Regions from separate parts of the Homo sapiens genome. Here region 1 is linked to region 2. The links are chromatin loops, found by intact Hi-C in ENCODE. Cell type or tissue: dorsolateral prefrontal cortex. All regions are shown on one strand. Links, peaks and the distances in the headings refer to the core of each region. The heading gives the core; the rest is flanking DNA. Region 1 has its middle 57 kb from the start of SNORD137. Region 2 holds the start of SNORD137 (small nucleolar RNA, C/D box 137).

Evidence for each region. Peaks named below come from ENCODE experiments on the same cell type or tissue, not always from the same donor. Only the 100,000 strongest peaks of a DNase experiment are listed, where the experiment ranks them.
Region 1: a loop joins it to region 2, with 3.0 times the contacts of the local background. A loop is called at or near these places in 5 of 110 quality-filtered maps.

What each region holds. Positions count from the first base shown.
Region 1 is chr9:12,913,227-12,918,616 of GRCh38, reverse strand. No RefSeq gene overlaps it. Among named protein-coding and RNA genes, the nearest start is that of SNORD137, 57 kb to the left of the region's middle. In dorsolateral prefrontal cortex, for the core only: a CTCF peak has its summit at 2,280; a DNase peak (open chromatin) is centred at 2,356.
Region 2 is chr9:12,969,926-12,975,315 of GRCh38, reverse strand. SNORD137 (small nucleolar RNA, C/D box 137) reads left to right here and starts at 2,683; the gene lies at 2,683-2,761. It also overlaps the pseudogene PRDX1P1. In dorsolateral prefrontal cortex, for the core only: CTCF peaks have their summits at 2,477 and 2,699 (motif pointing right); a DNase peak (open chromatin) is centred at 2,425; H3K4me3 peaks cover 553 bases; H3K27ac peaks cover 627 bases.

The DNA.
Region 1 (5,390 bases), core at 314-5,313, 57 kb after region 2:
GTCTCATCACAATCCTTTCTTTTTTGTTTTTAATTACTTATGCAGACATATTTCAGTAATTTAAGTTATTGGCTCATTGTGAATTGTGAATTTTGTGTACCCATTTATTGATTTGATTGAATTTATTAAGTATTTGACCAAGGCAATTATACATCTTGGTTTTTAGAAGGATAGTCTAGGATCATCAACTTAAGCTTCAGCAAATAGTATCATATTCAATGCTATTTAATATTTTTATATGCTTGGAAATTTTATGTTAAGAGAAAATAAAACTGGAACATGGGTATTTATAAATTAGAAACTCACTAATCACTCAAATTCTAATTCTGTTATTAAGTGGAAAGGAGAATATACTTTGTATCCATTAAATATTGCCATTACCTCTAGCAGTGTAATAAAAATTGAGCAGACTTGCAACCACCTTTTCTTCCTCTGACACAGAAGTATCCAAAAGATTTAGTGAGCCAACTTTGGAAATTTTTTTTGGCTTTGATAGCAATATTTGGAAGATCTAGCAGCATTCTGTGAAGGCAATAAAATTGAATTGGAGATTAAGTGAAATTGGTGTTCCATATGTATTTTATTAAATAGAAGCCTTCTTAAAATGCTCGCCTTACTCACGTTAGCACAAGAAGCATATTGTTGTATTCAGATGAAATTATTTTATGTAGGCACTCAAACAAATATCAGAAAGCAAATCACCAACGTTATTCAACTCTAAAAGTTAGTAGGAAATGTCAAAACTCACGTTTAAGAAGACAATATCTTAGACCTTACAGGAGGAGATGATTTTCTTTAGCAATTTAAACAGATGGAACTAAAAGCAAGGGACATTGGTATTCTAAACACAGAGAGGATACATGAATTTTGTTTATGTATTTTGCTGTACTGAACAAGAATTCAGTACAGATTGCTGAACAAGAGTTCAGCAAAAGATTTTTACTGTAAAAATTGGTGGATGAAAATGATGAAGACAAATGCTTCAAGAAGTGGTAATCCACATTTTCTGAAAAGTACTTTTATTAAGAACACTTAACATTAAGAAATAGCGAAATCTTTTCTTAAATAAAGCCCTGATTATTAGTTCAATAAAAACTGTATTTAATGTTTTTAATGCACCAGATACTGTTTAATGTGTTGGTAAAATAGCACTGAACAAAACAGACAACAATTTATGCTCTCATGGAGCATACATTTTGTTGGAAGTGATACACACCAAACTATAAAAGTTCAAAATATAAAACAGATGAGACTGTGACTACTTTGAAGCAAAGGTCCTGGAGTCTCATCTGTCTCACCTCTCCTATCTGTTTTATTCACTTTCACTCTTTCTTGACCCTAATTTGGAAATTACTGCTCTGAAGTGCAACTCAATAAATGAAACTGATATAGTATATACCTTTGTATAAGCAGTCAGTGTAGTAAGGAAGCAAATGCAGTCTTTGGCTAAGTCTCTGCTAGTGCAATCCCGGGAATTCCAGAACCCTGGGGACTCATCAACTGAGAAAAATACACCTGATCCCTGACGAACATGAATCTCTAAAAATCCTATTCAAATATTAGGCACATTTTCTCCCTGGTACAGACAGCACACTGCTATTGCTCGTGCATGGGCATTTCTGCCAGTCATCCTCATCAGTGTGGATGTGGATGTTACCATCTTGCTTCCCTGTTCTCTAGAAGCCTGGGTTCTCTGTTGTGACTTATGTGCTGGGAATATAGCCTTTACGTCTCTCAGCAAAACCAAGGACTGCCTCATTTCTTTTTTCAGGGAGAAGTTAAAGCTATTTAACTCCTCAAAACCATATGACTTGAGAAGACCATTCATTCATGCACTCATTTATTCACTTGCTCATGTATTATTGTTCATTTATTCATATTTATTCAACAAATTACAAATGTGCCTGGCACTCTAAAATATATTAATTAGCAAAAACAAGTACTTCCTCGGTCTCAGAAGCTTAGAAACTATTGGGAGAGGAAAATATTTATTTTAAAAAAAATCATATAATGAAATGCAAAATTTCAGCTGTAAAAAGGTCATTTAATAGGGGTGTATATGATATAGTTATGAAGCGTCCAGAGGAAGTGTTCCTTAAAAAGTGACTGATGAAGGAGGCAGTGAGGGAGGCATTTTTCAAAACATTATGATGGGGAAAAGGACCCACTTAATAATTCAGAATTCTTTTAAAACACTCATGGCAGGAACCCCTAATCTCATCTGCTCTTGGAATCACCAGAAAATAATCCTCACCACTATTCCTAGAGTCTGGGCACAGTGTCCCTCTCTCTTCATCTGGAGCCAAATTCTTCCAGGAACAATGTGAATAGTCAGCAGAACAAAGAGAGCTTTCATCAGATCAGTGGGCCAGCAGGGCTCTTTAGAGAGAGGTCAGCCAGCTCATTGTACAGTTGAGTGAAGCCAGGGGTTTCTCAATGACATTCCTAAGGACACACAAATCTTCAGAAGCTGAGCCTCCTGACTTCCAATCAGTACTGTCTCCCCACATGGTACCGTGGAGGTACACAGGATGGATTCAGGTGACCCTCAGATGGACAGAACTTACTGTAAGAGTTAGGTATTTACTTTCATAGTTTGTGGTGAGCGATGCTGGTTTTCCGTATCTGCTAGTCTTCTGATGTTTCTGTCAAAAATAAATTTAACTTAAAAATGATTTTTTAAAGTGACTAATGGACTGCTATGTGAAGGAGGACTAAGAATTAGTTAGAAATAGAGTGGGGAGAAAACCTTCCCAGGACAGGCAGTAGCATGTGTAAAAGTTCTATGGAAGGTGGAAACCTGGCACGTTTGCAGAAATATAAGTACGTCCATATGACCAAGGACCTGAAAACCTGAGAGGCAGACAGAAACAGAGTTTGCAAGGCCTTGGCAGCTGTGTTAAGGATGTTGCTTTTTAATCCTCAGAACAGTAGAAGGCTACTGTGAAATGTTTTAAGCAGTGTGTATAGATGTGCACACACATGTGCATGTGTGTATAAGATGATCAGTTACGAATTTTAGAACTTCCCTCTAGCTACAGGGTGGAAAAAATTTTGGAGGGAAACATGAGTAGACATGGGGAAGCCATTTAGGATTATGCCATTTTAGTAACTCAGACAACATAGTATAGTAATGTGGACTAGGAGAGTGGGAGTGGAGATGGAGAAAAACAGATGTATTTGCAGAGGAATTTGTTTGGTAAATTAGAGAGTACTTGGCAATGAATTTGATATGAGGGAAGGGAAGGCAGAGGAATTATGGAGAACAGTAGATTTGATTTGTGTAACTGAATAAATAGTGGGAATGGGAATAGGGAACCTTGAAATACAAACAGATTTGGGAGAAAAGGCCGTGAGTAGGTTGCAAACAAATGGAGAATGAAGTGTCTTTGAGGTAGTCATGTCCAGATGTCAAATAGCTATTTGTGTGTTATTCCAAGACCTCTGTCCGTACAAGGGAGGAATCCTTGAGTGTTATTCCTGCTTTTTATTCAACCTGGGAGAAATATGCCATTTCCTTGCATTAGAGAGACCAAGGCTTTTCTCTCTTTCTAGAGAAAATTCACTAGTAAACAGATTTTCCATCTTGTAATTTTATTTTATGTTTTTTTGTTTTGTTTTGTTTTTTGAGACAGAGTCTTGCTCTGTCACCCAGGCTGGAGTGCAGTGGTGCGATCTCGGCTCACAGCAGTCTCTGCCTCCTGGGTTCACGCGATTCTTGTGCCTCAGCGTTGTAAGTAGCTGAGAATCCAGGCATATACCACCAAGCCTGGCTAATTTTTGTATTTTTTAGTAAAGACGGGGTTTCACTATTTTGGCCAGGCTGGTCTTGAACTCCTGACCTCAGTGATCCACTCACCTTGGCATCCCAAATTTCTGGGATTACAGGCATGAGCCAATGTGTCTGGCCCATCCTTGAATTTTAAAATTTCAGTTATTTTCCATTTTTTGTATGACATCTTTATCTTTTGGCCTATAGTATGCATGTTGTACTTAATAGATTTATTCATATTATTGTAAAGATGGAGGATTCATGCCTTTTGCACAGTGAAATAAGATAATGGAGACCCTTTTCCTGCTATGGACACATAGATGACATTAAATAAAAAAGATAATTTCCCAGGTGCCAGATGTAAGTAGGAACCTAGGGCTCTAGTTATAAGCTTGTAATATGATGCTATGGTGGTTCCAGGGATAATGGTCATGGATATAGCCTCTACAAACTAGAAAAATAATTTAATTTCACCTGGAGGCAGAATTCATATCTTGGGCGTATAGGAAGTAGAGAGGTATAACTAAGTCTCCCGCATAAAGGTGGGCACTGGAATGATGCCCCTTACTGAAAGGAAAATAGAAAAATCTCTTATTGTTAGAGCAAGAAAGTGACAAGGAATTGGTTCCCGTCTGGGACTCTGAAAAAAAAAAAGGAACATAAAAAATCAGGCCAATTACTACCTATAGTCCTGGAACCTGGACATAGGTTATACTCCCAGGTCTAGGGGGTTTAGGCCTGCTCCGTAACATTTGTCAGGTCTGAAGGAAAAGTGCAAATGAAGGGCAATATACCATTGGTTTAAATGTTTAGAAAGTATAGGTGAAGCTAACAACCTCAACGTATGTTTTATCCATATTTCACGGAGTTCTGGAAATCATGGATTGGATTTAGAATTTCTACATGCTGGCTTCCACCTCCCAGCCCTCCCTCTTACATTGTTACTCTCACTCTGACACTGATAGAGAAGGGCTTTATTTCCACATGTGTGAATACCCCAGCAACGATATTCAAACTCTGTCTAGACTTCTAGGAAACATCTTTTAGGTAGTGGGAGCATGGTTGGCCCTTGAATGGCTAGTCCTGGGGAGAGAATCTGGAATTGGGCTTGGAGCCATGTAGGCAAGGGTTTTGGGGATTGTAGGTGTCAAGAGTATGCTTTGGAAGGGTAATCCTGAGCTCTGTGGTAGGGGGCACATCTCGTTGGCCCTGAGGATGCATCAGTCCTGGAGGGGAGCAAGGCCAAAGAAACAAACAACAACAAAGCAGGGCTCTGTAGATTAGGATGGGGTGGGCCCCTGGACAAAAGCTCTTCTTGGCAAGATTAAAATGTTACTGATTGAGGCAACCAAAAGCAAACTAAAAGCCAAACTCTAGCAAAAGTATAAAAACCCAGGGCATAAGGAAATAAAACACTTGGTTAAGTTGTTGAGTACACAGACACACACACACACACACACACACACACACACACACAGAAAGAGCCCAAAACATTGCAAAAGACTTAAGAAAACAGTTGTCCAGAAAGATCACCAACTGATCCTTCCAATAAGAAAGCTGTCACCTAAACAGAAATCACTTGTGTTGGCCTTAAGAAGGGGAATTTATCCACATGGGC
Region 2 (5,390 bases), core at 91-5,090:
AATTAACCAGTGATGTGTGTGTGTGTGTGTGTGTGTGTGTGTGTGTGTGTATCTCCCTCTTGCCTATCTCTTTCTGGCTCTCTCACTCTTTATATATTTATACACACATATATATATACACACACAGAATATATATCTCTATCGTACACAAATAAACATATACATGTACATATGTATGTGTGTGTAATATATATATCGTATATATGAAACAGCTAATTCTTTGGGCTGGTTTTAGACATAGGTATTTGGCTTTTTGTTCTAATGTTAAATTTCTTCAAGAGTAAACTTCAATTCTGAAAAATGGCAACTTTATGGTCCACTCTGACTGAGAAATGCTTGCTATTGGCAATGAAAGCTGTGTGAAATCTGACAGCCTCACCCCAAGATAAATTTGGGCAGACTTTTTTATTTGACTTAGCCCTCATGAGTGCACACCCATTGAAATGGGTTCCAAAATAGGCAGTGCTTTTTATCACATTTTGCAAACACAGCTTAATTCAGCATAAACTGCCTTGCCTTGCATAGTTTTCGTCCAGATTCATATATAAGATCAATGTTGCTTTAAATTTAGCCCTTGGTTTTCCTGTAAGTTCATGACCTTGTAGAACAAAAATTAAATTCATAAAATTGGCTTTGGCTTCAACTTGGAAGCCAAGCCCGTATTTATGAAAGTTCCCCATTTTCCTAGAAATATTCTATTGTGCTTACTCTCTGGAAGTTTTCAGAAGGCAATATAATTTGGCTAATAAAAACTGAGAAATTATTACTATAGAGAAAAAATGATCACTGTCTTTTAATAATACATTGTGATATAACCTAGCTTTAATTGTGGGACTTTTCATTTCTGATTTTTAAGAACCTGTCCAATAGAGAACACAGAGCAGCAACATCTAACAACAGAAATCAACCCGTGAGGGTCTGAAAACTGGGGGCGCTGTGGCTGTGTTCATGTATTTCCATTGAGGGGGTATGATTGTCATGCTAATGTATACGAAATAATGTATATTAATTAAACTGTATTTCCCCACATTAATAAAATTTGCTGTTACAAATTTAACACTGTAAATACATCAGCTTATAAAATGATATGAAATATAACACCATTATGTAGAGGCAAGAATAGACAATTGTAATTTATGTTACTGAAATGTTTTAATAAAATAGACACACCTTGAAGAATGCCAGTTAGATATTAATTGGTATGCAATTAAGCACTTTCTGGGGGGACAGACTCTCAAAAAGAATAAATAACCTGTATCATGGAACAATAATTGGAGTTCTCTCTACTCCATTGCTTCAGCCTAATGCTGGCAAGAGAGACTCTTTGGCCCACTGCTGGCACTCAGGGCTGAAGAGGTGGTTGAGGCTTCTGGAAAAGGAAGATTATTAGAATGATTGTGCAAGTCTCTTATGGCTTTTGAATACCTCACCCATGTTTGACTCATCAATGCATTTTGGTCACACCAATGATAAATTTAGTGGTTTAGTCATGATAAAAAGACAGGTGCAACGTTATCTTTTGGAAGAAAGAACAATGAGACCCATATAATTTCAATCTTGGATGAAAATCACCAGTTGCTAAAATAAACAAAATGTTTTCAGACCTGGTTCTCATCTCCTTTTATATGCAATTCCCTTAAAAATTGTGCTTTATATTTCTATTATCTACTGTCTCTATGAGCTGACACTGATATAAAATAGTTTTTGATTCTGTTGGTGTCTACAGAACAGTTCCAATTAATTTGAAATAGGAAGTCATATAGCATAAAATATTATTGCTTTCATGTTTCATTAAGAATAACTATCACAGCGTCCTCTTCCTGCCTGGTGTTGGTGGTTTGTTCTCAGAGGCTTGTGTCAGGACTGCTGATAGGAAGATGTCTTCAGGAAACGCTAAAATTGGGCACCCTGCCCCCAACTTCAAAGCCACAGCCATTATGCCAGACAGTCAGTTTAAAGATATCAGCCTGTCTGACTACAAAGGAAATATGTTGTATTCTTCTTTTACCGGCTTGACTTCACTTTTGTGTGCCCCACAGAGAACATTGCTTTCAGTGATACAGAAGAATTTAAGAAATTCAACTGCCAAGTGATTGGTGCTTCTGTGGATTCTCACTTCTGTCAGCTGGCATGGATCCACACCCCTAAGAAACAAGGAGGACTGGGACCCAGGAACATTCCTTTGGCCTCAGACCCGAAGTGCACCATTGCTCAGGATTATGGGATCTTAAAGGCTGAAGAAGGCATCTCATTCAGGGGCCTCTTTATCGTTGATGATATGGGTATTCTTCGGCAGATCACTGTAAATGACCTCCCTGTTGACTGCTCTGTGGATGAGACTTTGAGACTAGTTCAGGCCTTCCAGTTCACTGACAAACATAGGGAAGTGTGCCCAGCTGGCTGGAAACCTGGCAGTGATACTATCAAGACTGATGTCCAAAAGAGCAAAGAATATTTATCCAAGCAGGAGTGAGTGCTGGGCTGTTTTAGTGCCAGGCTGCAGTGGGAACCCCTGAGAACAAAGTCTCTTTTGTGGTTTTTTTTTTCCATGAGTAAAATACAAGACTTCAGATTCAGCCGAACTGTGGTGTGTTACAAGGCAGGCCTTTCCTACAGGGGGTGGAGAGACCAGCCTTTCTTCTTTTGGAAGGGATGGCCTGAGTCGTATTGTGGGGAGGCCACTGATTTGTATGATGTGTCAGTAGAGGGCATCAACCCATTGATCTTTTGTAGTTTGTATTAAACTTGAACTGAGAAAAAAATAAAAGAATATCATAATGTATTTTCTTATATTATTTTATCAGATATTTAAATTACAAATGTAATACATGCTGTTGTCAAAAGCAAAACAAAATAAGTATACTCGAAAAATGGTAAATGGACTGTACTCTTACTCCCTCCAATCAGATTTCTCCAGTATACTCAATGCTTGTAACTTGTTTTAAACTCTTCTGTCTTTATTCCAACAAATAAATACATAACTTTAAAAACATGTAGAGATTTTTTATTTTCTTTTTACAAAAATATGGTTATGCAGTATGCTTTATGTTGGAACTTGCTTTTCTAAAACCAAAGTATCATGTATATACCTCAGTCTTTCTGTAAACAAATGTTTTATAATTTATTCAGCCTGCTTCTATTAGTGGACATGTATGTTTTATCTCTTTTTTTCTATTATTTTCCTTTTCTTTTCCTACTATAATGATGTGTGCATAAACATTCTTTTACAAATATCCTAACATAAAACTCTATATTATTAGACTAGAGTTCCCTAGATGGGATTTCTGGGTCAAAGGATGAGCACATTTTAAATTGTAGTATATTCTTACATGTTCCTTTCATATAATATATTGCATTTTAATTTTTGTTTTATTTTACATAACTGCTTCCTCACTAGGTTGAATTGCCAGAGGGTAAGCACTCTTCTATTTATCTATGTAGTTAGCAACAAACATTTTTTATTTTTTTAAATTCTGAAAATAAAAGGTTTGATTAGTCAGCCATATTAACATGACCGTATTGTTCCTTTTCTACTCCCTTGTACTCCATCTTAATTGAAAACACCTTCCTTAGGACTGAAGCTGTCATTTGTTCTTACCTTTTCTTAACATCCACAACCCCTATAGTGTGTCACAGATCAATGATTTGTTCAATGCTGCCCTATAATCTTAGCTGATTATTTGTGCACTTTTTTGCTGTTGTGAATCCATATTGACCACATTTTCTAAATGATCATTCTGTTCACTGTGTATTGGGGATACAGTTAAAGGTACGAGGCGGTAGCTTTCAACTCGGCCACACATTGGAATCAAATGCTTGGGCTCCACCTATGTCTGATTGAATCAATCTGGGAGGACAGGATGGGAGCCCAGGCAATTGTGTTCTTAAGAATTTCACTAGGTAATTCTGATCCTAAGTAAGGATTAAGACCCATTGGTAGGCCAGGTGCTGTGGCTCACACCTGTAATCCCAGCACTTTGGGAGGCCAAAGTGGGCGGTTCACCTGAGTTCGAGACCAGCCTGGCCAACATGGTGAAACCCCTACTAAAATTCAAAAATTAAAAATACTAAAAATACAAAAATTAACTGGGCATGGTGGCACACACCTGTAATCCCAGCTACTTGGGATGCTGAGGCAGGAGAATCGCTTGAACCTGGGAGGCAGAGGTTGCGGTGAGCTGAGATTGTGACACTATACTCTAGCCTGGACAACAGAGCAAGACTCTGTCAAACGAGAAAAACAAAACAAAACAAAACAAGAACAACCCACTGGTAAAAGAATGAGAGTGGTCTTCTCTTTCTTAAAGTTGCATTTTTCCAGCCTGGTAAATATGGGACTTCCATTCAGACATGGAGTCACAGCCCATGCCATTGTAAATAGTACAAACACAGTTGGCCATATTGAGAGTTGAGATTAGATGGAAACTGGGGGCAAAATGCAAAAAGCAAGAGATTTGATATATGTGTAAACAGATGGAATTGAAGCAAGGTGGGGATATTTTTTGTATCAAGTTGAATAGTGTTCCACCAAAATTCATATCCACCCACAACCTGTGTATGTGACCATATTTGGAAATAGGGTCTTTGCAGATGTAATTAAGTTGAAGTCATACTAGACTGGGGTCAGTCCTAAATCCAGTGACTTGTGTCCTTATAAAGAGAGACACCAAGATACACACACACAGAGAAGAAAGCCATGTGAAGACAAAAGCAGCAATTGGAGTGATGCAGCACTTAGCCAAGGAGGCCCAAGAATGGCTGGAAACTACCAGAAGGTAGAAGAGGCAAGGAAGGATTCTTCCCTAGAGACTTCAGAGAAAGCATGGAGCTGCTGATACCTTGATTTCCAACTTCTAGACTTCAAAATTGTGAGACAACAAATGCCTGGAGTTTTAAGTTATCAAGTTTGTGGTAATCTGTTACAGCATCTCTAGGAAACTACTACAGTTTCCTAATTTTTGTGTGGGTTGCCAAGCAGCAACTTATTGTAGTCTCCCCATACCTTGAGATCATCCTTAAAGGAGAAAATGAAAAGTAGTCATATATCGAAGATTTTTAAAATTTGGAAAGCTCTGTTGTGCTATCTTGCTAAATTATTTTTTAAGTTCTAATAGATTTTTGTTAATTTGTTTGGTTTTCTAGCTATGTAATCACATGCAAATGTTTACATATAATTATATTTCTTCCTTTCAATAATTCTTGCTTTTTTATAGACCAAAAAATTACATTGTACCCCATAAACACACAAAATTGTGATTTGTCAATCAAAAATTAATAAATTAGAAATACAGAACAATTATAAAAATGCATGATTTTCAATTTTGTTTCATGCCTTGTTAATCAGATTGTCAAAGCAATATTGCCTACAAAAGATATAGGGAACACATCTT